2 separate regions of the Homo sapiens genome follow, and region 1 is linked to region 2. A link is a loop called in an ENCODE intact Hi-C map of the cell type or tissue named here. Cell type or tissue: Panc1. All regions are shown on one strand. Each heading gives the region's core, and the rest is flanking DNA. Links, peaks and the distances in the headings are about the cores only. Region 1 overlaps ACER3 (alkaline ceramidase 3). Region 2 overlaps ACER3 (alkaline ceramidase 3).

Region 1 (15,751 bases), core at 2,398-4,897, 53 kb before region 2:
CATTGTTTTGCCCCTATATTCAAGAAAGGAAGACAGATATGAAATACTATGCTATCACACAGGACAAATTGAACAACTATTCAGTTTACTCAACCATCTTTCAACTATCTTTCAGCATTAGAATATATGTATTTTAGGGAATAATGAAGTGTTTGGGGAATTGCATATTCAGATATGGCAGTAGTTCTCAGTCACTTTCAGCACCCGAAAACTGTCTTCCTAGCATCAGCCAAGATCAGTTTAAATTCCTTTTGTTTGAGCATATTGTAAAGACCAGAGGAAAAGGTCTCTCATTGTGAAATAATAAGCCCCTTGACCTGCCAGAAGTTAGAGGTACAGGCAGTCCTTGCTTTGCATCATAGTGTGGGACCACACAAATGACTGTGCAAGTTAAAACCAGGTAACACTATGTTAATAATCAATGGGAAAAGTTATGATTGTTCTGTGATCTTTAAAACTTTTTGTCAAACATTGTAAACTCTCTTACTGTTGGTTATGAATATGTAGGGAAATGAAAAAAGTAAGCATATTTATTTAGTATACTTTAAAACATTAAAAACATTGAGAAATAAACTATTTTGTTTATAAAAATCACTTATCAAGAGTAATTAAAACAGTGCTTGCCTTTTTGTCACATAACTCATAATATGGAATGGGTATTTTTTTTTTTTTTTTTTTTTGAGGTAGAGTCTCGCTCTGTTGCCTAGGCTGGAATGCAGTGTCGCGATCTCGGCTCACTGCAACCTCCACCCCCTGGGTTCAAGCAGTTCTCCTGCCTCAGCCTCCCAAGTAGCTGGGATTACAGGCGCATGCCACCACGCCTGGCTAATTTTTGTATTTTTAGTGGAGACGGGGTTTCACCATTTTGGCCAGGCTGGTCTCGAACTCCTGACCTCAAGTGATCCACCTGTTCAGCCTCCCAAAGTGCTGGGATTACAGGCGTGAACTTCCATGCCCAGTTGTCTTTTTTCTTTTAAATTAATTTTTTTTTTTTTTTTTTTTTAGCCAGCTACAGCTACACTAATGAGGGCCAACAGGTTTTTGGATTTTTCTTGAGACAAGGTCTCCCTCTGTTGCTTAGGCTGGAGTGCAGTGGCACAATCACAGCTCACTGCAGCCTCGACCTCCCAGGCTCAAGTGATCCTGCCACCTCAGTACCCCATAGCTGGGACTACAGGCGTGTGCCACCATGCCCAGCTAATTTTTTTTTTTTTTTTTTGGATTTTTAGTAGAGACAGGGTTTTGCCATGTTGCCCAAGCTGGTCTCAAACTCCTGAGCTCAAGCAGTCCTCCCACCTCAGCCTCCCAAAGTGTTGAGAATATAGGCATGAGCCACCATGCCCAGCCGGGATGAGTACTATCCCTTCATGAATTCTTTTCTAATTTGTATCAGCTTCCAAAATTTATCCTTTGCACTTTTAAGATTGTGAAATCTCTCCAAGAGTTCCTTTAATGCAAAGTTTTTTTTGTTAGCATAATTTCTCCTGGGACATCTTTATCCTTTTCACCACAACTACTTTATGCATTTACGTTGATAAGTTTGCCTTCTCTTTCTCTGAATTCCTCAGATTGCATTTTTTTTTTTTTTCCAGACGGAATCTCGCTCTGTCACCCAGGCTGGAGTGCAGTGGCGCAATCTTGGCTCACTGCAACCTCCAGCTCCTGGGTTCAAGCAATTCTCGTGCCTCAGCCACCCACATAACTGGGATTACAGGAGTGCACCACCATGCCCAGCTAATTTTTGTATTTGTAGTAGAGACGGGGTTTCACCATGTTGGCCAGGCTGGTCTCAAATGCCTGACCTGCAGTGATTCACCTGCCTTGGCCTCCCAAAGTGCTGGGATTACAGGTGTGAGCCACCTTGCCCAGCATCTTTTTTTTTTTTTTTTTCTTTTTTGAGACGAAGTCTCATTCTGTCGCCCAGGCTGGAGTGCAGCGGCGTGATCTTGGCTCACTGCAACCTGTGCCTCCTGGGCTCAAGCAATCCTCCCAGCTCAGGCTCCCAAGTAGCTGGGAGGCACGCACCACCATACCTGGCTAATTTTTGTTTTTTGTTTTTTTTTTTTTTGGTAGAGATGGGGTTTCACCATGTTGGCCAGGATGGTCTTGAACTCCTGGCCTCAAGTGATCTGCCCACCTCAGCCTCCCAAAGTGCTGGAATTATAGGTGTGAGCCACTGCACCCAGCCCCTCAGACTACATATTTAGAGTCCCTTGAATGGCAGTAGCGTCAGCATTCTTATGGTTAGCTATTTCTTCTATAATTCTGTTTATGTTTGATTGGAATTTCACTTCCAACATTATACATTTTTGTTTCTCTGCTACCCTTACATCATTCTTGGCCAATTCTCTCCTTCTGTTACTCAATTTTGTAACATGGCACATAAGTTTATCACCAGGAGACAAGGAGGCAACTCAACTACATGCTTTGCTTTCTGTACATGAACTGAATAACTGGTACCAGGTTCACTGTGACTGATCATCAACAGACAGTGAAAGAAGTGACCTGGTTGGTCACTGATGGTGATGTACTTCTGTTATTTGTATACTGATTTGTGGACTTAAGATGTAGCAGTGAAGTTTGTACTATATTCAGCTACTCACAATTAGTATACAGTGGTAACTGAAATTTGAATTGTGTCATTGGGTAATTGGTGTTATTTAACTAAACTATGATAACTGAAATTTGAGGATATTGGAACCCTGCAAAGTGAAGACTGTATTTCTAATCCTCAGAACATTCCTATCAAGGAACGTTAGATGTTGTTACCCCATTGTAAAGAGAAGGACACTGAGTCTTGGAGAAGTTAGTTAAATAAGCAGCTCAGCATCATACAGCTATTAAGAGGCAGAAATGGTATTCAAATTTAGGTCTCACAACTCTTTCTACCAAGACATACTATCTATACGAAGTGGAGTTTCAGGTGCTGTTGGTTTAATGGAAGAAATACTACATAAAGGGAAATGGAGGGGAATAAGATTTACCTACAGCTTCATGATGTGAGCCATCATGCCCAGGCCATATTTTCTTTATTCATTTTTCTGACAGCGTAAACTTGGGTTACTTCTACCTCTTGGCTATTGTGAATAATGCTGCTGTGAATATGGGTGTTCAGAAAAGAATTACCCGGTTAAAAGTCATTCAAAATGTTTTATTTATTCAGCAGATATTTACTGAGTACCTATTTTGTCACTGACTAAGGCTATAAAACCATTTGAAGACAGCTTCTCTGTTCAAAGTAGCTGAGAGGGCCAGGCATGGTGGCTCATGCCTGTAATCCCAGCACTTTGGGAGGCCAAAGCAGACAGATCACTTGAGGTCACGAGTTGGAGACCAGCCTGGCCAACATGATGAGACACCGTCTCTACTAAAAATACAAAAATTTGCCAGGTGTGGTGGTATGTGCCTGTAGTCCCAGCTGCTTGGGAGGCTGAGGCAGGAGAATCACTTGAACGCTGGAGGCGGAGGTTGCAGAGAGCTGACATTGTGCCACTGCACTCCAGCCTTGGTGACAGAGTGAGACTCTGTCTCAAAAAAAAAAAAAAAAAAAAAAAAAAAAAGAAAGAAAAGTAGCTGAGAGGGCAGCAGGAGTATGAACAGACAAGTATAAACAGGCACATTTGTTTCTTTCAGGTGAAATGCATTCCCAAAAACATATTTGATCATGGAATGTCCAAGAATTGACATATTATGATGAAGGGTTTATTTATCAGAAAGCTAAAAAATAAAAATAAATAAATAAAAGAAAGCTAAAAAATACATGAAAATTCCCAATTATGGTTTTTATAGGGCTTACCTCAGTCTGAGGAGGTAACCTGGTTGGTATGACTTTCATGGATGGGAAGAATGGCTGTTGTGATGTTGTATGATCATCTTGCCATATCCTTTTGTCCATGAGTGAGAATGGTTCAAGCTAGGTATTGTTCCTTCTCATAGGTTTGCTGCCTCTCTCCCCATCCTATTCATAGGAAGTGGGCAGAAGGAAAGTAGGGCAGCCCTCAGTCTCTATACCTTTACTATGGGATTCACTTAGATGGGGGAACAAGGTCTTTTTTTTCCTTGCTGCTGCAGCACAAGACAAAAGGGGCTTTAATCAGCTATCTCTGCCATACAGGTATGCCATGAAAGGCATTTGACTGCTTGTAGCCCTTTGCTATATTTCTTTTCTTTTCCTTTTCTCAGGTTCCTTCCTACCATCCTCCCTGAAGAGCAACCTCAAGTTAGTGAGCACACATCAGGCTTCTTTTTTGGTCTTGGGACTCTGGGCTGGCAGAGGTGACATCCCTGTCATATGAAGGAAGATGCTCCTTTCTCTGAAGGTTATTGACAGGCAAGCAGCACTGCCTCCAAATTATAACTCAAAAGTTCATAAGTCAACTGAAGAATGAAGGCCAAATGAAAGGACAAATTGAGTGTACAAAAGAGTTTAGTTTTAATATCTCTCTCTCTCTCTCTGTGTGTGTGTGTGTGTGTGTGTGTGTGTGTGTGTGTGTGTATAGCCCATGGTTCCTGGCTCATAACTCTCATATCCCTTTTTAGAGTCTTTTATTATAATGTTGGGGCACTGTAGGCCTCAAAACAGGCCTTAGGAAACAGAATCTCCATCTCTCTGGTCTTCCCCTGCCCTTCTTTCACCTACCCAAGGCAGGACTCTAATCTGACTGTGGGTCACAAGACCCTCATTACAGAGAGAGTCCTGCCTCATACCCTGGAGGAAGGAATGCTGCAGAGAGAAGCCAAGAGGAATCTGAACAGACAGGCTTTGCTGGGTTTCCCCATTCAGTCTATTAATATTAGACTATACCTTTTTTGTCCAATCATATTTCAACATGGTTGTTCATGCTTCAATCATGCCTATCCAGTGAAGTCTCCATAAAAGGTTCAAGAGGACAGGGTTTGGAGAACTTCTGGATAGCTGAACACGTGGAGACTGACAGGAAGGTGAACAAGAACTCATCCACATAGTAGGATGGTGCTGCGCTCCAAATCTATGGGGACAGAACCTCCTGTGCTCAGGACCCTTCCAAACCTGCCCCTGGGTATCTCTTCTTCTGGCTGTTTATTTGTAAACTTTGAAATATCCTTTGTAATAAACTAATAAACCTGTTTACCTGGGTTCTGTAAGCTGCACTAGCCCTAGCCCCGGACTTGGGACAGATGTCTGAAGGAAGGGGGCAGTTCTGGGGACTGAGCCCTCAACCTGTAGGAGCTGACACTATCTCGAGGTGGATAATGTTGGAATTGAATTGGAGGACACCCAGCTGGTGTCTGCTGTAGAACTGATTGCTATAGAACTGATTGGGTTTCCCCACACACACTTGGTCACAGAAGTCTTCTGTGATGATTGTTGGGTTGTGAGAACAGAGGAAAAACACAGTTTGAGTTGATATATGCAGACAGCATCCAAGTCAGACTGCCAGTTAATTGTTTTAGGTGCTATGATCGCTTATTACAAACTTAAAACATAGATAGGTTCATAAAGGTTTTATAGCGTTAGTGCTGCAAGAGCTGCCATACCAGCTATTTATTTATTTTTAATTATGGAAAAATACATGTAACATAAAATTTATCTTCTTAACCATTTTAAATGTACATACAGTTCAGTAGTCAATAGTGTTAAGTACATTCACACTGTTGGGCAATCAATTTCCAGAACTCTTCATCTTACAAAACTAAAACTCTGTATCCATTAAACAACTCCCCGTTTTCTCCTCCTTCTAGTCACTGGCAACCACCTTTTCTACTTTTCTGTCTCTATAAATTTGACTACTCTAAGTACCTCATATAAGTAGAACCATACAGTACTTGTCTTTTTGTGAGTGTTTTATTTCACTTAGTGTAATGTCCTCAAGGTTCATCCATGTTATAGCAATCAGAATTTCCTTCCTTTTCAAGGCTGTATAATATTTTATTATATGTATTTGCCACATTTTCTGTTTTTTGAGAAAGGGTCTCATTCTGTTGCTTAGGCTGGAGTGCAGTGGCGTGATCGTGGCTGACTGTAGCCTTGACCTCCTAGGCTTAAGTGATCCTCCCACCTCAGCCTTCCAAGTAGATGGGACCACAGATGCGGGACACCACACCTGGCTACTTTTTTTATTTTCCGTAGAGATGAGATCTTACTATGTTGCCCAGGCTGGTCTCAACCTCCTGGGCTCAAGTGATCCTTCCAACTCAGCCTTCCAAGTAGGTGGGACCACAGATGTGTGCCACCACACCTGACTAATTTTTTTATTTTCTGTAGATACGAGGTCTCACTATGTTGCCCAGGCTGGTCTCGACCTCCTGGGCTCAAGTGATCCTCCCACCGTCTCAACCTTCCAAGTAGATGGGACCACAGATGCATGCCACCACACCTGTCTATTTTTTTTATTTTTGTAGAGATGAGGTCTCACTATGTTGCCCAGGCTGGTCTCAAACTCCTGGGCTCAAGTGATCCTCCCACCTCAGCCTGCCAAGGTGCTGGGATTACAGGTGTGAGCCACCATGCTCGGGTCACATTTTTTATTCATTCTTCTGTCAGTGTACACTTGGGTTGCTTCTACTTGGCTATTGTGAATAATGCTCCTGTGAACATGGGTGTACAAATATCTCTTCAAGACCCTAAAGGTGGAACTGCTGGACGATGTGGTAGCAGAGTAGCTATTTTAACCTTTTCATTATAAAGAAACCTTTTAAAAAATTTCTTTCATGGGTGCCATGAATTTATTGTCACTCTTACATAAATTTTAATTTATTATTACTCCTACATAAGTTACAATTGTTAATGTACTTTATCCCTGTTTTAATTAATCAAAGGTACATGTAACCCAATCAGATAAGTTCTAGATACTATTACCATGCTGTAATGATTATATGAGATACAGCCACTAATTAGTTTAATGCATTGATATAAAACAAAACAGCATAATATTTTCATTACAGTCTTCTTGTGGATAAATGTGATTTTTGAAATATTAAAAATAGCCAGTAGAAATAATAATAGCTAACATTTATGGGGTTTAATGTACAAAGTTCTATGAGTGTATTTCCTGATAATAACTCTTATTACAATCCTTACAACGACTCTTAACTTAGGTTCTGTAGTCCTGTTTTAAAGATCTGGAAATTTTAGGGCAGAGAGGGATTAAATAATTTGTCTAAAGTTTTCCACTTTGCAAGTGGCAAAGCGAAGATTTAAACTCATGCTCTCTGACTTCCAGAGTGCATTCTTACTCTCTCTCTTCCTGTTTTACTTTTGCAATTAGCTTTTTGAGGTATAATTTACTTACAATAAAATGCATCTGTTTTAAGTATATAGTGTAAAGCAAAAAGTATCTGAGAAAGGTTTCAGTCAATTTACAAGTTTATTTTGCCAAGGTTAAGGATCACAACCTGTGACAGAGCCTAAGGAAGTCCTGAGAACATGTGCCTAAGGTGGTTGGGTTACAGCTTGGTTTTATGTTTTAGGGAGACATTAGATGTCAATCAGTACATGTAAGGTATACATTGGTTCAGTCTAGAAAGGTGGGACAACTTGAAGTGGTGAGTAGGGGGCTACAGCTTACAGGTCATAGGTGGATTTAAAGATTTTCTGATTGGCAATTGGTTGAAAGAGTTAAGTTATTATTTAAATCCCTGGAATCAATAGCAATCAGTATCTGGGTTAAGATAAGGGTTTTTAGAGACCAAGGTTCTTATTATGTAGATGAAGTCTCATTGATGGCTGCCCTTAGAGGCAATAGATGGCAAATGTTTCCTATTCAGACCTCTAAAAGATGCTAGACTCTCAGCTACTCTCTTCAGGATCAGAAAACGAGCTGGAAAGGGAAGGGAATTCTCTATAGAATGTAAATTTCCTCTACAAGAGACAGCTTTGCAGGGCCATTTCAAATTATGTCAAAAAATATATTTTGGGTAAAGTACTTTGATTTGTTTCAGGGCCTTGCTATTTATCATGTGATGGTATGTTAGAGTCACGTTGGAATTTGGTATCTTGTTGCTACAAAAAGTCTGTTCTGTCAGTCTTAGGATCTCTATTTTTTAATGCTGGTCAATTGTGTGCCTGAACTCCAAAGAGTGTAATGAAGCATATCTGACCCCTCTCCCCACCCACCACCCCCATTCATCCCCCAACTTTACCCCCCAAACCCTGGCATAGGCTGAACTTTTTTTTTTGAGACTGAGTCTTGCTCTGTCGCGGAGGCTGGAGTGCAGTGGCACCACCTTGGCTCACTGCAACCTCTGCCTCCTGGGTTCAGATTATTCTCCTGCCTCAGCCTCCCAAGTAGCTGAGATTACGGGCATGTGCCACCACCCCCGCTAATTTTTATATTTTTAGTAGAGACAGTGTTTCACCATGTTGGCCAGGCTTGTCTCGAACTCCGGACCTCAGGTGATCTGCCTGCCTTGGGCTCTCAAAGTGCTGGGATTACAGGCGTGAGCCACCACACCCAGTCTTGAAGCAGCCATTTAATCCCAAAACTATGCACTTAACTACCACACTACCCTGCCTTCCTCCCTTACCACTTTTTTAGACCCCAGTGAGTCCAGGGACTTTATGTTGGGAACTGGTGATCTAATGTTCTCATTTTACAAATAAGGAAAAAGACCTTAAGAAGTGGTCTGCCTAAGATTACATTGAAAATTAGTGGTGAAGCCTAGATCAGAATCCATGTTTAGTAGTTTCTCAGTCTGGAAAATGATGGAGCTGAGGAGGAGGATGTCATTATTGTTGATGTCATATTGTTAATGGGTTACCATATCACAGGACTTCTCCAAACAAAAAGTTTCTAATGAACTGTTTTATTATGGTGAAGATACCTAACATCTATGAAGTGCTTTACAACAATGGGCCTCAGACTTTAATGTGTATGTGGATTACCTGAGAATCTTGTAAAAACATATTCTGGTTTAGTAGATATGGAATGTGGCCTTAGAGTCTGCATTCCTTTTTTTCTTTTTCTTTTCTTTCTTTCTTTCTTTTTTCTTTTTCTTTTTTTTTTTTTTTTTTGAGACAGGGTCTCATGCTGTTGCCCAGGCTGAAGTTCAGTGGCATGATCATAGCTTACTGTAACCTCAAACTCCTGGGTTCAAGGGATCCTCCTGCCTCAGACTCCCGAATAGCTAGCACTACAAGTGTCTGCCACCATACCTGGTGATTTTTTTATTTTATTTTTTGTAGAGATGCAGGGAATCTCGCTATGTTGCCCAGGCTGGTCTCGAACTCCTGGCCTCAAGCGATCCTCCCAAAGTGTTGGGATTACGGGCATAAGCCACCACGCCTGGCTGAGTCTGCATTTCTTAAAAGCTATCAGGTGATTCCAGTGCTGCTGGTCTGGAGACTACACTTGGAGAAACAAGGCTTTAACATCCACAAAGTATTTTTATATCTTTTCTCAGTGTTATCTCTGTTTGTATGTAAGGAAAGTAAGTTCAAAAGGATAAGCAGTTTGTTAAGGATCACAGGGCTGGTACTGGAACCTGGGTTTCTAACTTTGCAAACCAAGTTAGGTGTTGATTACCCTGCACAGTAACAGTAGGCTGATAACCTGTATATGAAGGAAAGCTTGAAAAGGATCATTCTGGGTAATGAGTTAAGTTGAACTTTTTTATTTCAGAAACAATTTTCATCCTTATTTTCTCTTAGTACCTTTCCCAAGCTTAAATGAAATCACCTTTTAGTCTCAAGTCTGTAGTTAGCAGCTAGAGCTTAGTAGGTACTTGAAGGCTAAGTACATTTGGAAGTCTAATCTTAGTATTTGCTCAAGTATTCAAAGGTATTAACTGGGAAGAATTGTCATTTGGTAGCACATTTTGGAAGAAATGATTGATTTTTTTTTTTAAGTGGAACAGTAATTGTGGTGTGTGTATGTGTAAATAAGGACAGTACAATTCCTCAAACAGTAATTTGGGGAACATCACTGAGATAGAATACATAGTATAGTAAACATTTAAATGAAAGTCTTGTCCACTCCATTCTTGTTTCAGGTTAAGATTTTAAGTTGTTTTTTCAGTTTTTAGAATCTACCTTTGTTCCTTTGCCAGCTATTTCCAATAATGGGAAAAAACTCACCTGGAGAGTTTTAGGTAGTGCAGAATATTCAAAAGAAGTAAAGGCATGAAGAAACATTTTAAGACCCAGCAAAATGATAGATCCAAAAGGGACAGTAAAAGCATTTTATGGTTGCATGAAAGTCCTAGATATTTTATTTTGGGGAAAGTACATGGTATAATGGAACAGCTGGCCATTGGACTTGGAATCAGAATCAAGATTCCTATCTGGACTTCACTCTGTTGAGCCTGTGACTTTGGGCAAATCACTTAGCCTTATCAAATATCATTTTTCTCATTTTACAAAAACTGATAAAAAGAATGGTTATGAGATTTAAATGGCAGGATGCATGTGAAAACACACTGTGAAGTACCTGGCAAATATTAGGTACTTAATAAAGATGAGTTGAATTGGAATCTAATAAAAATAAGTTAAAAAAAAAAAACAAAACTAACCCATGCTGTATAACAGTTGTGGCTTCCTTACCTGTGGTGATTAGTTTTATTTGTGAACTCGGCTAGGCTATAATATCCACTTATTTAGTCAAACACTTATCTTGGTGTTGCTATGATGGTATTTAGTAAATGTGGTTAATATCTGTAATCAGTTGACTTTAGGTAAAGGAGATTACTCTCAATAACATGAATGGCCTCATCCAATCATTTAAAAGGCATTAAGTGCAAAAGCTAAGGTTTCCAGGATAAGAAATTCTGCCTTAAGTTTGCAGCATCAGCTCCTGCCTGAGTTTCTAGGGTGTGGGAGGTGGGGACGGGGGCAGTTAAAGCTTTATTTTGGGAGGTCTACTTGATTCCTTACTTTGGTGGACTTTCCATTTCTCCTTTTCTCCCTCCCTTCTTTCTTCTTTGATTTGTTTTTAAATTCAGGATTTTTAGATGTTTTCTGTGGGAGGTTCAATTAGATTATCTATATGTCACATATCCTTAAGCTGATGCTTTTGCACATGCTGTTGGCTTGTCGTTTGTCATTTGTAACTGCATTCTCTGAGTCAGTGGATATCTCTTTAAATCTTGACTGATTACTTCTTAGAGAATTAGGTGCTTTTTCTGTTTCCCTTTGAGGACTTTCTATTGACTAAAGCATAAAGACCAAATTCTAACATGGCATGAAAAGCACTTCTTTTTTTTTTTTTTTTTTTTTTTTTTAGATGGAATCTCACTCTGTTGCCAGGCTGGAGTGCAGTGGTGAGATCTTGGCTCAGTGCAACCTCCACCTCCTGGGTTCAAGTGATTCTTGTGCCTCAGCCTCCCTAGTAGCTGGGATTACAGGCGCAGGCCACTACACCGGGCTAATTTTCGTATTTTTAGTAGAGATGGGGTTTCACTATGTTGGCCAGACTGGTCTCGATCTCCTTACCTCGTGATCCATCCACCTCAGCCTCCCAAAGTGCTGGGATTACATAAAGGCGTGAGCCACCGCGCCCGGCCAACATTTCATTTTTTTAAGATGAAATTTTTATGCATACAACAAAGTTGGAAGAATTCTTCAGTGAATATCCATTCACCCACTATCTCAATTCTACCATTAACATTTTATTACACTTGTTTTTATCACATACCGATTCATTTTTCCATTCCTTTCTCCATCCATCAGTTCATTTTATTTTTTGATACATTTCGAAGTAAACTGCAGACATCTGTTTGCTTTCCTCTAAATACTAAAGCATATCATTAAAGTTTAATTCCTTGTTTTTTTTTTCTTTTGATGTAAAATTTACATTCAATGTAATACACAGTTTTTGTTGTTTTTTTTTTTTTTTTTTTTTTTTGTGGAGTCTCACTGTGTTGCCGAGGCTGGAGTGCAGTGGCATGATCTCAGCTCACTGCAACCTCCCCGTCCCAGGTTCAAACGATTCTCCTGCCTCAGCTTCCCAAGTAGCTGGGATTATAGGAGAGCACCACCACACCCGGCTAATTTTTGTATTATTAGTAGAGACAGGGGATTACAGGCACGTGCCACCACACCCAGTTAATTTTTTCATTTTTTTGTAGAGACATGGTTTCACCATATTGGCCAGGATGGTCTTGAACTCCTGACCTCAGGTGATCCACCCACCTCAGCCTCCCAAAGTGCTGGGATTACAGGCATGAGCCACCACGCCCAGCCTGTAATACACAAATCTTAAGTTATTTTTGCTGGATTTTGAGAAATGCATACACCTATGTAACAACCTCTATCAAGATGTGGAACTTTACCATCAGCCAGGAAAGTTCCCTCATGCCCCTTCTCTGTTAATCCCCACCTCCATCTTACCCCTTCTTTCCAGCACAACCACTGTTCTGATTTTTTTTTTTTCCCTACCATAGATTAGGTTTGCCTGTTCTAGAACTGCATAGAAATGGACTTGTCTAGTATTTACTATTTCGGGTAAGGCTTCTTTTGTTCAGCATGTTTTTGAGATTCATCCATATTGCTATGTGGTAGGATTCCACTGTATGAATATACCAGTTTATTAACCCATTTTCCTGTTGATGGACACATGGCTGTTTTTAGGTGTGGACAATTATAAGTAAAGCTGCTATAAACATTCTTGGGCAGATCATTTTGTGGATATATATTTTCGTTTCTCATAGGTAAATGCTTAGGATTGGAATAATTGGGTCATAGAGTATGTGTATGTTTAGTTTTATTAGATACTGCTAGACCTTTTCCCAAAGTGGTTGTACCATTTTACACACAGAGCATTTGATCCACATCCTTGTCAACATTTAGTGTCAATTTTTCAAATTTTAGTCATTCTGGTGGATGTGTGGTTGTATCTCATTGTGCTATCCAGTTTATTTTTAACTCTTGTCTTCTTTCGTTTCCTTGCCCTACTTACATTTCAGTCTTGCCAAAACAAGCTATTTACATATACATTAATACCCTGTGCACTTTTTATTGTTCATATTGTTCCCATGAGAGGTAATAATAAATTTGTTTTAAAATCATGAAGTTTGTGATGGTTATTCAGCAATAAATAACTGAAAACTGTGTCTGAAGTTGAGTTTTGAGAAATTTTGATTTTCTGTTGTGAAAACTCAGAGTATGTCATATTATACCATGCCTTTTATTCTTAGAAGATGAGACTAAAGAATAAAGATTAGTACTTTTATAAGCCCATCTGAAGATTTCAAAAAATTTTATAAGCATCATTTTATTTATACCTGCAATGTACTCAAGACTCCAAAGAGTTATTTTACCCAATGAAAGCAAGTAAGTACCTCAGGGTTGAAATAATTCAGTTTTGAAGCTGGAAAAAAAATCTTTGACTCATCATAGGTGTAGACTCTCGCTCTAACATATGTTCTTTAACTTTTCAGAGCATGCAGCTTTTAACAGCAAGTAGAAGGACTGGCTAGAGTCAGAACTCCAAAACTATGCATGTTAAAATCTTGATGCTGCTATAAAAGCTGTGTTTTTATGATCTTCACTCACTTATTCATTTATACAAAATGATAAGGAGAGATTCTAGATAAGATACTTTTCCTGAAATGAAACATTATGGTTTCTAAGCTATTTCACCTTCTGAGTAGCAATTTTTCCTTTTTTTCCCCCCCATTTCTTTTTTTAAGCAGATATGAGGGCAATCTGTCTTTGTCTCCTGAAATCCCATTGATCACTAGAGTTGATCTAATTAATCTTGTCAATCAGATGGCTGTTTTGTGTTCAGAAAGTCCAACCTAAAGGTTGACAAATGAAGAGAATTATGACCTTGATAAAGGAGGACAGTCCTTTGGTTAAGAGCAGTCATCATTGAAGAAACATTTAGCACCCTCTGTGTCCTTCCCTGATCCCATCTTCTTCCTTTTCCTCTGGAGATAACCAGTATACTTAATTTAGTGTTTATCATTTCCTAGCTTTTACCACTTTGCATTCCTAAAAATAAACTGTTCAGGTTTGCTTGTTTTATATTTTATATAAGTGGAATTGTACTATATGTACATTCTTCCACAGCTTGCTTTTTTTTTTTAAACACAAATTGTGCTTATTAGTATCATTCATGCTCCTGAGAATTGACTGTGTTGATGGATGTAGATATAATTCATTTATTTTTGCTGTTGTTTAGAATTCCACTGTATGAATACATTCATTTATCCATTCTTTAATCATTGGACATTTTGTTGTTTCCAGGTTTTTGCTGTTACAGATAAGGCTGCTGTGAACATTCTTGTGCATCTTCTGGTACACAGAAATGTAAGGGTTTCTGTGTATACTTAGGAGTGTAATTGTTAGAATATAGGTCATGCTCATATTCAACTTTAACTATTAGGTTGGTGCAAAAGTAATTGCGGTTTTTGCCATTACTTTCAATGGCAAAACCCTCAATTACTTTTGCAATGACCTAATAGAAATTCTCGAATTTTTTGGTCTCATGACCCCTTTACACATTTAAAAATTATTGAAGACCCCAAAGAGCTCTGTGAGTTAAATCTATTGGTATTTACTGTATTAGAAGTTAAAACTGAAAAAAGTTAAATCTTTATTAATCCATTTAAGATTCGTATTTTTGAGAAATGAGATTTTTCTATGTGTTGTATCAGTAGTATGTTTCTTTTGATTGCTGAGTGGTATCCCACTGTATGAATGTAATAGTTTATCTGTTTTCCTATTGACAGATACCTGGGCTGTTCCCAGTTTTTGGCTATTATGCATGAAGTTGAACATTCTTATACAAGTCTTTTTGTGAATGTATATTTTCATTTTTCTTGAATAAATATCTAGGATTGGAATTGCCAGGTTAGGGTTGGTTTATGTTTAGTTTTCTAAGAGCCTGTAAGACTTTTTCTCCACAGTGATGTATCATTTTTCATTCTCATCATGGAAGTTTTAGGTGCTCCACATCCCCAACAATGTTTGGTGTTATCATGCTTCTTAATTTTATCCATTCTGGAGTGTGTGTAGTGGTATCTCATTGTAATTTTAATTAGCATTTACCTGATGTCTGAGGATGTTGAGCATATTTTCTTGTGCTTCTTGGTCATCTGTATATCTTCTTTTGTGAAGTATCTTTTCAAATCTTTTGCCCATTTAAAAAAATTGGATTGTCTTTTTATCATTGAGTAATAGGGGCTCCTTTCATATCCAGAATATAAGTCCATTTGCCAAATGGATGTTTTGTGACTGTTTTCTCCCTGTCTCCCTACTTCATTTTTTAAAGGTGTTTTTTTGATGAGAAGTAGTACATTTTGATGAAGTCTAATTGATCAGCTTTTTCTCTTATGGTTATTGCTTTTCATAGCTTGTCTATTACCATATTTTCTTCTGGAAGCTTTATAGTTAATTGCTTTATATTCAGGTCTATATCCATCTCAGATTTATTGTCACATATGGTGTAAGGTAGGGATTGAAGTTTATTTTTTCCTAATAGGCATATCCAGTTATTTTAGCATCATTTAATCATGTAATCTTCAAATAGAAGTTTCACTTCTTTCTTTCCAATCTTTATGCATTTTATTTCTTTTGCTTGTGCTATTGCACTGGCTAGGACCTCCAGGGCAATGTTGAGTAGAAATGACATCATGAGTGAACATCCTTGCCTTTTCTTGACCTAAAAAGCAAAGAATTCAATATTTCATTATTAGGTATAATGTTAGCTATAGGTCTTTTGCAGATATCCTGTATTTGATTGAGGAAGTTCTTTACTTGTTGAGTTTTATCATGAATAGGTGTTGGGTTTGTCAAATATTATTCTATATCAAAGTGATCATGTGATTTTAT
Region 2 (15,751 bases), core at 6,154-8,653:
AAAGGTTTTAGGATAGGAAAGAAAGGAAAATTTGCTTGAAGGAGACCTGAAGGTCCAAGAGAAGAAAGCAAAAAAACAATGGTTTGTAGTTCTCCTTGAAGAGGTCCTTCACCTCCCTTGTAAGTTGGATTCTTAGGTATTTTATTCTCTTTGAAGCAATTGTGAATGGGAATTCACTCATGATTTGGCTCTCTGTTTGTCTGTTATTGGTGTATAAGAATGCTTGTGATTTTTGCACATTGATTTTGTATCCTGAGACTTTGCTGAAGTTGCTTATCAGCTTAAGGAGATTTTGGGCTGAGACGATGGGGTTTTCTAGATATACAATCACGTCATCTGCAAACAGGGACAATTTGACTTCCTCTTTTCCTAATTGAATACCCTTTATTTCTTTCTCCTGCCTGATTGCCCTGGCCGGAACTTCCAACACTATGTTGAATCGGAATAGTGAGAGAGGACATCCTTGTCTTGTGCCAGTTTTCAAAGGGAATGCTTCCAGTTTTTGCCCATTCAGTATGATATTGGCTGTGGGTTTGTCATAAATAGTTCTTATTATTTTGAGATACGTCCCATCAATACCTAATTTACAAATGGAAGAACATTCCATGCTCATGGGTAGGAAGAATCAATATCGTGAAAATGGCCATACTGCCCAAGGTAATTTATAGATTCAATGCCATCCGCATCAAGCTACCAATGACTTTCTTCACAGAATTGGAAAAAATTACTTTAAAGTTCATATGAAAGCAAAAAAGAGCCCACATTGCCAAGTGAATCCTAAGCCAAGAACAAAGCTGGAGGCATCACGCTACCTGACTTCAAACTATACTACAAGGCCACAGAAACCAAAACAGCCTGGTACTGGTACCAAAACAGAGATATAGACCAGTGGAATAGAACAGAGCCCCCAGAAATAATACCACACATCTACAACCATCTGATCTTTGACAAACCTGACAAAAACAGGAAATGGGGAAAGGATTCCCTATTTAATAAATGGTGCTGGGGAAACTGGCTAGCCATATGTAGAAAGCTGAAACTGGATCCCTTCCTTACTCCTTATACAAAAATTAATTCAAGATGGATCAAAGACTTAAATGTTAGACCTAAAACCATAAAAACCCTGGAAGAAAACCTAGGCAATAGCATTCAGGACATAGGCATGGGCAAGGACTTCATGTCTAAAACACCAAAAGCATGGCAACAAAAGCCAAAATTGACAAATGAGATCTAATTAAACTAAAGAACTTCTGCACAGCAAAAGAAACTATCATCAGAGTGAACAGGCAACCTACAGAATGGGAGAAAATTTTTGCAGTCTACTCATCTGATAAAGGGCTAATATCCAGAATCTACAAAGAACTCAAACAAATTTACAAGAAAAAAACAACCCCATCAAAAAGTGGGCGAAGGATATGAACAGACACTTCTCAAAAGAAGACATTTATGCAGCCCAAAAACACATGAAAAAATGCTCACCATCACTGGCCATCAGAGAAATGCAAATCAAAACCACAATGAGATACCATCTCACACCAGTTAGAATGGCGATCATTAAAAAGTCAGGAAACAACACGTGCTGGAGAGGATGTGGAGAAATAGGAACACTTTTTACACTATTGGTGGGAGTGTAAACTAGTTCAACCATGGAGGAAGACAGTGTGGCGATTCCTCAAGGATCTAGATCTAGAAATACCATTTGACCCAGCCATCCCATTACTGGGTATATACTCAAAGGATTATAAATCATGCTGCTATAAAGACACATGCATACGTATGTTTGTTGTGGCACTATTCACAATAGCAAAGACTTGGAACCAACCCAGATGTCCATCAATGATAGAATGGATTAAGAAAATGTGGCACATATACACCATGGAATACTATGCAGCCATAAAAAAAGGATGAGTTCGTGTCCTTTGTAGGGACATGGATGAAGCTGGAAACCATCATTCTCAGCAAACTATCACAAAGACAAAAAACCAAACACTGCATGTTCTCACTCATAGGTGGGAATTGAACTATGAGAACACTTGGACACAGGGTGGGGAACATCACACACCGGGGACTGTTGTGGGGTGGGGAGGGATAGCATTAGGAGATATACCTAATGTAAATGACGAGTTAATGGGTGCAGCACACCAACATGGCACATGTATACATATGTAACAAACCTGCACGTTGTGCACATGTACCCTAGGACTTAAAGTATAATTTAAAAAAAGGAAAAATAAATAAATAAGTTAAAAAAAAAAGACAGCAAAAGAAGACAGAAAAAAAAGGCCCTTTTACCTTGATCCTAGGACTTTATGGGCTCGCCTCTTTCCCATGATACTTCCCTTAGGGTGGGCTTTCTCATGCCCCGTGCTTTCCTTACCCTTTGGAATTGAGCACGCGCAGTGTGTTCAGGGAGTTATACACATGCCCATCTGAGGCTTTCTTCCCTTTTCTGGTGGAGCGTACCCACCCCCCCGAGATCGTACTTCACCATTTTTGTCTCGATGTTAACAGGTGTGGACCATCCGGAAACAACCTCTCCCTGGCACCCCTACTGCTGAGAGAGGCAATGCGATAATTGCTGAACTATCACCCGACATTTCTAGTGGGTGGGGGGAGAGCCCTCCCCGGCCTCACTCATGCCTAACTACCTGTAACAGTATTAGTCCATTTTCACACTTCTATAAAGAAATACCTGAGACTGGGTAATTTATGAAGAAAAGAGGTTTCATTGACTCACAGTTCCACATGGCTGGGGAGACCTCAGGAACCTTACAGTCATGGAAGAAGGCGAAGGGGAAGCAAACTTGGACCTTTTCACATGGCAGCAGGAGAGTGTGTGCAAGCACAGGGAAAACTACCATTTGTAAAACCATCAGATCTTGTAAGAATTCACTCAGTCTCAAGAACAGCATGGGGGAACCACCCACATAATCCAATCACCTCCCACCAGATCCCTCAACACCTGGGGATTACAATTCAAGATGAGATTTGGGTGGGGACCCAAAACCTAACCATATCAAATATAGAAGGTATCTTTTGTGAGATTTTAACAGTAATAAATCATCTGCATTTTTAATAATTAAGGTTAATTTAGTCTAAATTTAAAATGCATTTTAAAGGTCTTATGCATTCATGATTTTTGACTGATGCATTTTAATTCTAAGTAAATGAAGAGTGAATGAAAAATTATACTGAAATTAGTTTGGGGTGAAGGATGAATCTGTTAAATTAATTTTGGGGAAAAGAATAACTTTATTACATCATAACTGAACCACATCTGAAATAATATCTATTAGGTTTTAAATACCTGTACTCTTGAAAATTTGGAACTAGTTTAATTTGCATGAGGGCAGTCTGTCTGGTTTTCTTTTGTATTCCTTTATAGAGCCTTTTGTAGTAGATGATCAGTGGGTATTTGCTATTGAATGAATATAAGGCCACTGCCCTCAAGAAATGTAACTGAGGAGATAAGTCATAAATATCAGTTGATCAGATTTAGTGAAAAGAGATCTGTCTATGCAAGGCAATCTATGCTAAGTGCCAGGTGAGAGGTTAAAACGGTTAAGTGCTGTAACAAGAGTGGTCATTTTGAGTAGGATGATTAACAAAAATTCACCAAATGTAGGTAGGATTTGATTTGGGCCCTTAAAGAAGTTTCGGTAAAAGTGGAGAGGAAGAAGGGATTATCAAAATAACCATTTTCAGATTATGTCATTTCAATAATGCCTCTTCATTACTGAACATAGTTTGGAAACTTTCCCTTTTTGACCTTTGAATAAATCAAAAATGTTCATTTCACCAACTATTTCTCTAGGGATTTCAAGACCCTGTTACTTACCTTGTTCTTCTCTGGCTCATGACTTCATCATGGTTATCTGTTTTAAATCTTTCTCAGTGTGCTCATCTTTGATCCTTCTCTAAAGCAGCATTTTAGACCTGTAAATGCTGTTTGTACAGAGTCATTCCCCTCCCCTGTAACCTCCCTCTTGTGAGGCCAGAGTTTACCTAAGCCGTATCTGATATGGAGCTCCCAAGTTCTTCTCTTAGCTCTTTACCACTGTGTACTTGGCCTTTCTTCCCAAACCTACAATGTACTTCCTCTTGAATTTAACATGAACATTTCCATTTTTACTGGGTCCCAATGATCATTACAAGCTCTGCTTAGTGAATGTGGGTTCCAGCAAACTGAAGACAAAAGGCCCCGACTTCTGGATGAAATGTTTCACCATAAACCTACCTAGACTGGAGGTCTTCCAGAAGCCATCTGCACAATTTCCCCCTTACCCAGGAAATGTTTCTGGGCAATATTGGTGGTTTAAAAATATTTTTAGTAATACTTACATGCAATAAAGTGAATGTGTAATGTATATTTTTAAAAATAATGTGAAAAAACTAATTTTCATAAATTAAATATTTTTCTAAACTATTATATATATCCCAAAGAAAATAGAATGACTTAGGGCAGCCACGGTGGCTCATGCCTGTAATCCCAGCACTTTGGGGGGCTGAGGTGGGAGGATCATTTCAGCTTAGGGGTTCGAGACCAGCCTGAGCAACATAAGAAGACCTCGTCAGTACAAAAAAACCAAAATATATATAATTGGCCAGGCGCAGTGGCTCATGCCTGTAATCTAAGCACTTTGGGAGGCCAAGGTGGGAGGATTGCTTGAGTCAAGTAGTTCAAGACCAGCATGAACAACATAGGGATACCTTGTCTCTACAGAAAAATTTTTTTTTAATTAGCCAGGAGTGGTGGCATATGCCTTTAGTCCCAGCTACACAGGAGGCTGAGGTGGGAGGATCACTTGAGCCCAAAAGGTCGAGGCTGCAGTAAGCCATGATTGTGCCACTGAACTCACTCTGTGCAACAGAGAGAGACCCTGTCTCAAAAAAAAAAAAAAAAGAAAGAAAAGAAAAGAAAATAGAATGACTCTTGTAGTAATAAAAATCCCACATTCCTGCATATCTTTTTATCTGTCAGAAGCATAGCTTAAGTGTTATCTTCTTACTGAAACCCATCTTGGATTCTCTCCCTCCCGCTAAGTGTATTGGTTTTTTTGCCTTCTTTGTTCCTATCACTCTCTTTTGCTAGTTGTTTACCTGTCTGTCTTTCCTGCTACACTTATATATACTTTTTCAGGATAGGTACCAAAGTTATTCACTTGTTAATTTTTCTTCTAGCTCCCAACTTAGTGCCTTGCATGTAGAAAATACTTGATAAATGTTTGTCAAATTGAATTACATTTGTGTTTATCATTTTTTAAAGTAAGACACACTTGGTTTCCTGTTTTTTTTTTCTTCTGATATCTATCTTAATTTAAAGCTACTGGAAGGAGTCCCTTGTACTGTAATATGCATTTATATGATGGTTATTATTATTATTTTTTTCTTTAAGCTTAGCGTGAACCAGTGTACCCTATAACTTTCTTTGTTACTGGCCTGGATTAGAAGACAAACCTTCTCCCTTGTGATAACTGTTCTTGAGCTGGTGCAAGTACCAACACAATTCCCAGGTTGCACCTATTTTTGTTCGTTTTTTACTTTTTATTTATATCATAAGTAGTTATGTGGGGTTTTTTTTCAACTTTTATTTTAAATTCAAGAGTACATGTGCAAGTTCACTATATAGATATTAATTCTTAACACAGCAAGATTGTGGAAGTTCTTATATAATATTCTATGGATCTTTCTCATATCAAATAATCTTTATATGTGTTATTTGGTCATATTTATTATTTATATCATATTCAATTATTTAAATAATGTAAATATAATTGTTTTTACCCATTTTGCAAGTTAGGAAACTAAGGCTTAAGCATAAATAAGTTGCCTAAGTTCACACAGCTAGAAGGTGGTAGTAGATAAGAACACAGTAATGCCTACTCTAAATTGTGAAGATGAATTTAGATGATCTCCCTATCTACATCCATCTCTGAAGTCTCTGAAGCTCTGGGAATGTTTAACATTATTTGAAGATCTGCATAATCAGTAAAATATTTGGCAAAATGAACTTGCATTGGGGAAAAGTGCTGGGTTGCTTTCAGGCTCAAACCAGTTACAGCTTTCATCAAGCTAATTTGCTGACTGGGCAGGACGGCTTTTCACAGTGGAAGTGAAGCAATATAGATCACTTTTTCAGCTTCACTAGATTTTAATGCTTCTATTTATTTATCTTTAGCTCTGGGTGATGGTTTTACAGTTGTAAATACAACCGAGCTCTAAATTGTTTATCCAGTCACCTCAGGGTTTTATGTATTCAGCCAAATGTTGGAAAACCGTTTAGATTGTGGAGCACACTGGCTCCACCTACTGTCCTATGAGAAAACACTTTCCTACTGTATCTTCATTCACAATTCTCTTAAATTGTACCCTTTTGCACATGTGCTTTTCCCCAAACTTTGTTTCTCATATTTTTGATATTTGAGTTTCCGTTTACCTTGCTGAAAGATAAATTTACCTATTAAGAAATCGTGAAATTACTGTAACGTCAGTCTTGCCTGTAATTTATATTATAAGGAGAATGTGTTTGGGGGTATAAAAATATCATAGTTTTCAAAAATCTAAATCTATATCAAAATAAGACTTTCCTTCCAGAAAAAAAGTGTTCAAAATATTTTAGTACACTATTGTGTGGTGTATGAATGAATATCTCGCTTTTATTTCCAGAACAGAAATTTTTTAATTGAATTTTCTGGAAGCAGTTAACCTCAAATCCAATTAAACTCTTAGTAGAAGTAATTTTATTTTCTACCATTCATCTTTTTAATACTTTAGTTTTCAGTTATAAAGACAATATAGCAACATTGTAGAAAATATGGAAAAAGGGGGAAATCCATTATTTAACCTGCTTAAATGTTTATTCTTAATTTCTTGGTTAGGGAACCCTCACCAACTATAGTTTTACCAAGTCATGATTGATGAAAACATAGTTTTATAATTGTGGTCGTTATCAATTTATTACTTCTTAGCTCTGAGTTCAACATTCATTGCATGGTTGGTGAAAATAGACCTGAGCCCTTTGAATATTTTCCTTTGACAACTGGCTGGATGTTAAATTTTGTCAATAGAGGGCGCCAGAGAGACATTGCAAGAGGAAGAGATTTTCCTTCCTGGTTCTGGTGTGCTGGCTTGGCAACTTCTCTGGCGCCAGCTCTTGCAGTCCAAGTGGCTTAATAGCTTCTGGCTCCTACAGTGCTGAGGCTTCCCCAGTGCCCACCTCTTAAAGCTTGGTCAGCTTCTGGTGCCAGGCTATTGCAGAACGTGGCTGTCAGCAGCACCTAGTGGTCAGTAGCATCCCCTGCCCACCTACCTCTCCGCTCTATGGGATTAGCTTTAGCTGGCACCCTAGAGGGCAGAGTTCTGACAAGTTCTGAACAGTAGATTTCAGCAAGCTCTATGGGTATAGCACCACAGCAACTTCTCGGCTATTCAGTGAACCATGGTCATGCCTTCTCCAGCAAGGTCTGCATCTCAGCCTTGGGGAAACCTCTTTTTTAATGCTCTATCTCAGCCTTAGGGGTAGTGGCTGCTCCTTACCTCTGATATTCCTTTATTCTGTAGAGTTTTCTTTACTTGTGACTAGCCTGTCTCTCCTTACTCTTATAAGTTAATAATTCTCTATTCAAATTACTCTGGTTTATCTTTTCTGATTGAACTCTTGACTTTTTTTTTTTTTTTTTTAACAGACAGAGTCTTGCTCTGTCACCCAGGCTGCAGTGCAGTGGTGTGATCATGGCTCACTGCAGCCTCAGCCTCCCAGGCTCAAGCGATCCTCCCACCTCAGCCTTCTGAGCAGCTAAGACCACGGGCAAGTGCCACTATGCCTGGCTAATTTTAAAAAATTTTTTGTAGAGATGGGTTCTCCTTATGTTGCCCAGGCTGGTGTCGAACTCCTGGGCTCAAGCAATCCTCCCCCCTTGGCTTTCCAAAGTGCTGGGATTATAGCCATGATCCACAATGCCTGGGCTGAAACCATTTTTTTACCCAAAGTTTTAAGTCCACGATCATTTTATGTGCATTATTTTGCTTAGTAAAATTAAATTAGCTAACATGTATAGCTATATAAGCTAAATTGCTTATTTACAAAGCAATTACATATCTATTATTCTTTAAATCAGCTTTTTAAAAGTAACCTTTTATTCTTTTTTCCTGACTTTACAGTCTTACCTGATTTATCAATTTTTTGCCTTTGTGGTTAATCCTTTTCATGTCCTACTGAAAAAAATCATTGCCTCTCCAAGGTGATAAAGATGTTCTCCCATATTTTCTTCTGAAGGTTTTATTGTGTTACCTTTTACATTTAGATCTATAGTACCTCTGGAATTTATTTTTAATTAAAACAAATTTTTAATTGTTTATCGAATTGGGCAGCCCTTGAACCAGAATGGGTTCAGAGAAGCTCCCATCTGGAATTTATTTTTGTGTAAGGAGTGTGAACCTGGGATCCAGATTAATTTTTTTCCTATATAAATATGCAGTTGATCCAGTATCTGTATTGAAAAGACCATCCTTTCCTTAATACACTGCAGGCTTATGTTTGTCATAAATCAGGTGCTCGTAAATGTTAGTATGTTCTTATAATCTTACCTGTTCTATTTAACCTTGTTAGTCGGCCTTGATATCTAGTAGTGTAAATACTCCAGGTTTGTTGTTACTCAAGATTGTCTTGGCTCTTCTTAGCCTTTTGTATTTCATATAAAGTTAAGAGTCAGCTTTTTAATTTGTACCCAAAACCATTTGGGATTTTTATTAGTATTATGTCTTATATGTCTTTGTCAGATTTATTCCTAGATATGTGATGTGTTTTGATGCTATTGCAAATTATATCTGTAACACCAAAACTGCAGTTACGTGTTCAGATTGTCAATCTGACCCAGGAATCCTTCAGATATTTGAAGATAGCAGTCATTCCATTCCTTATATGTTGTGTTTTATTTATTTAGTATATTATGCCTTTATATGAGTCTCTACTCTGAATGCTTTAGTATTTCTGTTTTGTTTAGGGTGCCACAAATAGATAAACATCCCAATGAGAAGCTGAATTAAAGCAGAGAAAAGTAGGAGGACCACTATCTAGCTCTTTCCATTTTTACCTCTGAATACTAGTATATTGAGATTTTCCTCCCAGAATAGCCTACTGTCATCTTTCTGTCTTTGGAACTTTCTGTCAGGGTTGTCCTTACTCTCTCTAACAAGCCTATATTTGTGGTTTGCAATTCTTCATTCTAATTTGTAAAACTTGTGCATTGTCCTTAAATGAGTTTCATATAGTTTGTAAGACCCTCCTGCACTCCCTGCCTCCAGGTAATTTGAAATGTATTACTGACTTCCATACTATTGACATTTCAGCTAAATTTAATACTACCTGTACGTTTGGGCATGTTTCCATTGCTTTATCTTAGTCATCAGTAAAGATTTTCATTAGTTTGAATCTTAGGGCACTCCTGAATGGTAAAATATTCAACATCTCCTACAGGTTTACTTAAAACTATTGATAACTGCTGTTTGGATATATAACTCTCAATCTGTCTGGCTCCCCACCTTACATTTTCATACTCTACCTAGGCAAATTACTTTATTCTTTGTACAGTTTGGAAGTCATTTAATATATTCTGAATAAAATACTCTGATATAATTTTTAAAACATTATAATTAATAAGCACCCTCTGTGTGAACATTGTGCTAGCACATCTAGTGAGAGGAACATTAGCTATAAGGACAGATAGACCTGGAATAAAATCTTGCCACCACCATTTGCTTATTGTGAGAACTTGGAATTGTATACTGTAAATTGTATAATTTCTTAACCCGCTTTTACTGTTTATTTTTAATAGGGACAACAATACTTCACAAGATTGGTTGTGAGAAGCAAGTAAGATAGCACATGTAAAATATAAAGTTCAGTACCTGGTACTTAATAGGCTCAGCATATTTTTGTTCCTTTCTCTCCTTTCAGGGTCTAGCTCAAATCTTAATACATCTATGAAACTATTCCCAACGATCTTACTCCCTCTCCTAAATGGTTTCTGTATTAATTTTTATTTTATCAAAGCAATATATAAAAAAAATTTAAAAATCTAGATAATGCTAAACAACTTTAACAAAACCAGAAGGCAATGTTCTTTCCCAACCCTTCTTTGCTTCCCACTGTCTAATTCTACTCCCCAGAAGCAAAATTAAAAAAAAAAACAAACCCAGCTTGATTGAGGTATAATTGAGATACAAAACAGACTGCACCTATTTAAAGTGTACAAATTAAAATTTGACATTGGCTTATACCTGTGAAACCATCAAAAACAAGATAGTAACATATCCTTCACCTCCAAGTTTTATTTTATTCCTTTGTAAGCCCTCCTTCTGCATTGAACTTCCACCATTTCTCCCCCAGCAACCACTGATCTTCTTTCTGTCACTGTAGATTAGTTTGCATTTTCTAGCCTTTTATATGATCTGTTTTAGTCCTTGTCTGCTAATTCTAACATCTGTTCTGGGTTGGTTCCAGTTGATTATTTTCCTCATGGATCATGTTTCTTGCTTTTTTTGTATGCCTGGTAATCTTTGATTGAATACCTGACATCGTGCTTTTTTTAACTTTGTTAGGTGCTGAATAACTTTTGTATTAGTATAAATAGTCTTGAATTTTGTTCTGGATTTCAGTGAAGCTACTTGGAAACAGTTTGATCCTTTTGGATTTTGCTTTTGTGATTTGTTAGGTGTGTCTGGAACAGGGTTCAGTCTAGTACTAGCTATTCCCTATTACTGAGGCCAGGCCTTCTTGATTCCTTTATCCAATGCCCAGTGTGATACAAATTTTACCATTTCAGCTTTTGGGAGTAGGCACTGTTTCTGGCTATGTGTGTACTGGCTATGTGTGAACACCTGGTACTGTTCCCTCTAATATTTTCACCATGATTCTTTCCTGGCTTCGACTAGTTTGCTCCTACACATCTGCTAATCAGTCTTCTGCTGAATAGTTAGGGGGCCCTTTATAGATTTCCTGAGTTCTTTCTCTCTAAAGTTGTCTCTCATATACTGTCTCCTGTGAAATCTAGTCACCTTGGTCTTCCTGAACTCCCCGCTTTGTTTCCTCATCAGGGAGCCTGCCAAGGTCCCGCTGGGTACTCCCTCCTTATGCTGTGGCTTGAGTACTCCAGGCAGTAAGGTAGGGGCAATCATAGGGGCCTCCATTTGTTTCTTGGTTTCTCGGGAATCATTGCCTGATGTCTATTGTCTTGAAAATAGTTGTTTCATATATTTTGTCTCCTCTCCCCTTCCCTCTGCTCCCCTCTTCTTCTTATTTCAGGTAAGAGGATAAATCTGGTTCTTGTTTCTTCATCTTGTGTGGAAACAGAAGTCTGACAATAACTGTGTTAACATTTATTTTATTTATTTATGTATTTATTTATTTATTTTTGTAGAGATGAGTCTCACTGTGTTGCCCAGGCTGCTCTAGAACTCCTGGGCTCAAGCGATCCTCCCACCTTGGTCTCCCAAAGTGCTAAGATTACAAGTGTTAGCCACTGCCCCTGGCCAGCTATTTTTTTTTTATTATTATTAATTTGGCTTCAGATTTCTGAATAACTTGCCTTACAGTCCTATTTCTGGATCTGTAAATTTAAGATATTGTCTGTTGTCTTCTAGTTTTGGTGGTTGGGGATTTCACTTTTTTATACCATCCCTGCTTTCCCCACTATATTTTCTCAATAAAGTCAGAGCATAATTTTTTACTAAATAAGTAGTTAGGATGTAACATCCATAATATCAATATGGCTATGTAAATAATGTGCACTGCTAAGCCAGATAGTGTACTCTATGGTAACATTTCTTTCTGTGTAGACTACTAAAAATACAAAAATTAGCTGGGCATGATGGCATGCACCTGTGTTCCCAGCTACTCAGGAGGCTGACACACAAGAATCTCTTGAGCCCAGGAGGTGGAGGTTGCAGTGAGCTGAGATCACGCCACTGCACTCCAGCCTGGGCAACAGAGGAAGACTCTGTCAAAAAAAAAAAAAAAAAAAACACCAAAAATTTGTCTACAGCAAATACATAGGGTTAATATTAATATCCCTTTTACAAGAAGGGCTCCTTCTTATAGAAAAAGGAAAGACCAATAGAAAAACTGGCAAAGGGCATGAAATACATTTCATAGGAGAAGAAATACAAAAGAAGATAAAATTATACCCATCCTTATTCATTGTAAAAGAAAGAACGATGCGTCCATGTTTTCTGTTACTACTTTTTGGGCCAATAGATTTATTTCTTGACTTGACAATCTCATTTTTGTGTATCTATTTTACAGATATACCTGCACTTGTAAATATATATGGTTATTCATTGCAGTATTACCTGCACTTGTAAATATATATGGTTATTCATTGCAATATTGCTTGTAATAGTGAGAATGGGAAATAACCTGAATGTTTACAGTTATAGAGGACTGGTTGAATGAGTTATAGTACAATTTTTCCAACACCTCTGTCAAATGCCCATTGGCATTTTTTCCCCAAAATTTTTTAATTTATCAAATTATCTATCCTTTTCTTCCTTTTCTTCTTGGAAACTTCTTTCCTGCAGTTCTTGGTTCTCCTGCCGCAGTTTGGATGGACTGTGTGGTCCCTGGTCCTTTTGTAGTCTTGAGCCTTTTCTTTACCTCTCTCCTGTGTTGCAGCCCATGTTTCTTAGCTCTCATGTCATCCTTTCTCATGGTCAGTTTCCTTGTTTGCACTCATTACATTCTCCAGTTGATTCCAGAAAAAGATATGTTGTAAGTATATTTTTTTAATCCTTGACTGTTTGAAAATGTTTTCTTCTACCCTCTCAGTGAATTGATTATTTGTCTTGATATTAGCATCTCTGCTGAAAATCATTCTTTTGAAATTTGGAAAATATTGTGCCCCTTTATTCTTCTGATAATCAAATTTATAAAATACTGTTTAGCCATTTCTTTCTCCATTTTATTTACTTATAAATTCTACTGGGGTTTTTTACTATTCCTTTGCTATTCATGTTTGCACTTTGTTTTTGTGAAGACAGGAGGAAAGATCAAATTAAGATCCATTAATTAGGCCTTCTATGTTTTACTAGAAACAGAAACTAGAAATTAAAACATTACTAGAAAATGAAATGTTAAAGAGACACACAAAATGTAAACTGCAATTTGTTGCTTTTTTATTCCAAGTAACAAAATTAAGCCAATCCTGTATTCATCATGTCATACTGCATCCATGGACCACAATTTCAGTGCATCAGTATAGGCTGCCTCCCCCAACCCATTTTCTGCTGTATCTCTGAGGTTCTTCCGGAGATCTTTTTCTTGCTTGCCTTTAGAAATTAGGATTTCCTTTAGTGGGTTTGCTGGTGGAAAATTTTTAGTTTCATTTGTCTGAAATATCTTTATTTTATTTGGATTATTGTGAGAAATTTTTGGTGAGTACAGAATTTTTTTTCAGCACCTTGAAAATATCTTCCCAATGTCTTTCTGAGAAGTTACTTGTGTAATTGTTGTTAAAGCCTACGTGAATGTATCTTTATTTAAAGTGTTATTGATTAACCTAAATGTCTTCTTATATTTTTCTCTTAAAGGGAATACAGTGAGTAACCTGATCATGATTATACCTCCAATGTTCGGTGCAGTTCAGAGTGTTAGAGACGGTCTGGAAAAGCGGTACATTGCTTCTTATTTAGCACTCACAGGTATGTATAACACTGTATCTGAAGAAATGTACAGTATTCAAATGGGCCATTTTTCTCATTCATTTCTAAAAGCGGTTTTCAATTTTGTGTTATTACATAACTTGAATATATTCTGAAACTTCTTAGTTAAAACTCCAAAAACCTTGCCAGTGAATTGAACTGCATTTTGAATAAAATGTTTTAGAAATTACAAAATATTTTAAGCATACAAAAAAGAATAGAGATAATATAACAAATATACCCACACATCTTACTACCCAGTTTTGTCAGGTCCTAACAATTTATAATATTTGTTTCAGATCTTTTTCTTTTTTAAGGAAATTACTACAGATAAAATTAAAACTCCTTTGTATTCCTCCCTGATTGTATCCCCCTCAGCCTCCCAGCCCATCCCCTAAGAGCTAGCCTCAATCCTGAATTTGATGCTTATCATTTTCTCATGTTTTCATGTTTATACTATGTATGTATATATCCTTAGAAGTATACATAGTATGGTTTTGCATAGTTTTAAACTTTTTGGAAAGGATACCATCCAACCTTTTGTGACTTACGTATATTCTACTTGTCTGTGAGGTGGAGGACTGTGTCTTAATGATCTTTGCGTCCCTATTGTCTGGCAGTTTAGTGTTCCTCAATAAGTACTGGATGGATGGGTAAATCAGCTATACCAGAGCCTAACGTAGTGAAATCACTTCTGTCTTCTGTCATGTTCTTGCATCATCATAATAAATAAAAAATACCAAATGAAGTAGATTCTTTCTAGTAGTTTCATTTCTTCATTTTCTATTCTGTTTTTTTTATTATTATTATACTTTAAGTTCTAGGGTACACGTGCACAACGTGCAGGTTTGTTACATATGAATACATGTGCCATGTTGGTGTGCTGCACCCATTAACTCGTCATTTACATTAGGTATATCTCCTAATGCTATCCCTCCCCCCTTCCCCCACCCCACAACAGGCCCTGGTGGGTGATGTTCCCCACCCTGTGTCCAAGTGTTCTCATTGTTCAATTCCCACCTATGAGTGAGAACATGCGGTGTTTGGTTTTTTGGCCTTGCGATAGTTTGCTGAGAATGATGGTTTCCAACTTCATCCATGTCCCTACAAAGGACATGAACTCATCCTTTTTTAATGGCTGCATAGTATTCCCTTGTGTATATGTGCCACGTTTTCTTAATCCATTCTATCATTGATGGACATCTGGGTTGGTTCCAAGTCTTTGCTATTGTGAATAGTGCCGCAATAAACATACGTGTGCATGTGTCTTTATAGCAGCATGATTTATAATCCTTTGAGTATATACCCAATAATGGGATGGCTGGGTCAAATGGTATTTCTAGTTCTAGATCCTCAAGGAATCGCCACACTGTCTTCCACCATGGTTGAACTAGTTTACAGTCCCACCGACAGTATAAAAGTGTTCCTATTTCTCCACATCCTCTCCAGCACGTGTTGTTTCCTGACTTTTTAATGATCGCCATTCTAACTGGTGTGAGATGGTATCTCATTGTGGTTTTGATTTGCATTTCTCTGATGGCCAGTGATGGTGAGCATTTTTTCATGTGTTTTTGGGCTGCATAAATGTCTTTTTTTGAGAAGTGTCTGTTCATATCCTTTGCCCACTTTTTGATGGGGTTGTTTGTTTTTTTCTTGTAAATTTGTTTGAGTTCTTTGTAGATTCTGGATACTAGCCCTTTGTCAGATGAGTAGATTGCAAAAATTTTCTCCCATTCTGTAGGTTGCCTGTTCACTCTGATGATAGTTTCTTTTGCTGTGCAGAAGCTCTTTAATTTAATTAGATCCCATTTGTCAATTTTGGCTTTTGTTGCCATGCTTTTGGTGTTTTAGACATGAAGTCCTTGCCCATGCCTATGTCCTGAATGCTATTGCCTAGGTTTTCTTTTAGGGTTTTTATGGTTTTAGGTCTAATATTTAAGTCTTTGATCCATCTTGAATTAATTTTTGTATAAGGTGTAAGGAAGGGATCCAGTTTCAGCTTTCTACATATGGCTAGCCAGTTTCCCCAGCACCATTTATTAAATAAGGAATCCTT

What was found. A loop is a pair of places that touch in the nucleus more often than their neighbours do. Peaks named below come from ENCODE experiments on the same cell type or tissue, not always from the same donor. Only the 100,000 strongest peaks of a DNase experiment are listed, where the experiment ranks them.
Region 1: it touches region 2 in a loop (3-fold over the local background); 35 of 110 quality-filtered maps call a loop at or near these places.

Annotation. Positions count from the first base shown.
Region 1 is chr11:76,863,938-76,879,688 of GRCh38, forward strand. The region is part of intron 1 of ACER3 (alkaline ceramidase 3); the gene reads left to right. Among named protein-coding and RNA genes, the nearest start is that of ACER3, 11 kb to the left of the region's middle. In Panc1, for the core only: no CTCF peak of the experiment used is centred there; no DNase peak of the experiment used is centred there.
Region 2 is chr11:76,912,973-76,928,723 of GRCh38, forward strand. It overlaps ACER3 (alkaline ceramidase 3), which reads left to right. Exons shown (of 11, transcript NM_018367.7): 2 at 13,585-13,695. Among named protein-coding and RNA genes, the nearest start is that of ACER3, 60 kb to the left of the region's middle. In Panc1, for the core only: CTCF peaks have their summits at 6,167, 6,859, 7,129 and 7,453; DNase peaks (open chromatin) are centred at 6,259 and 7,119; H3K4me3 peaks cover 312 bases; H3K27ac peaks cover 85 bases.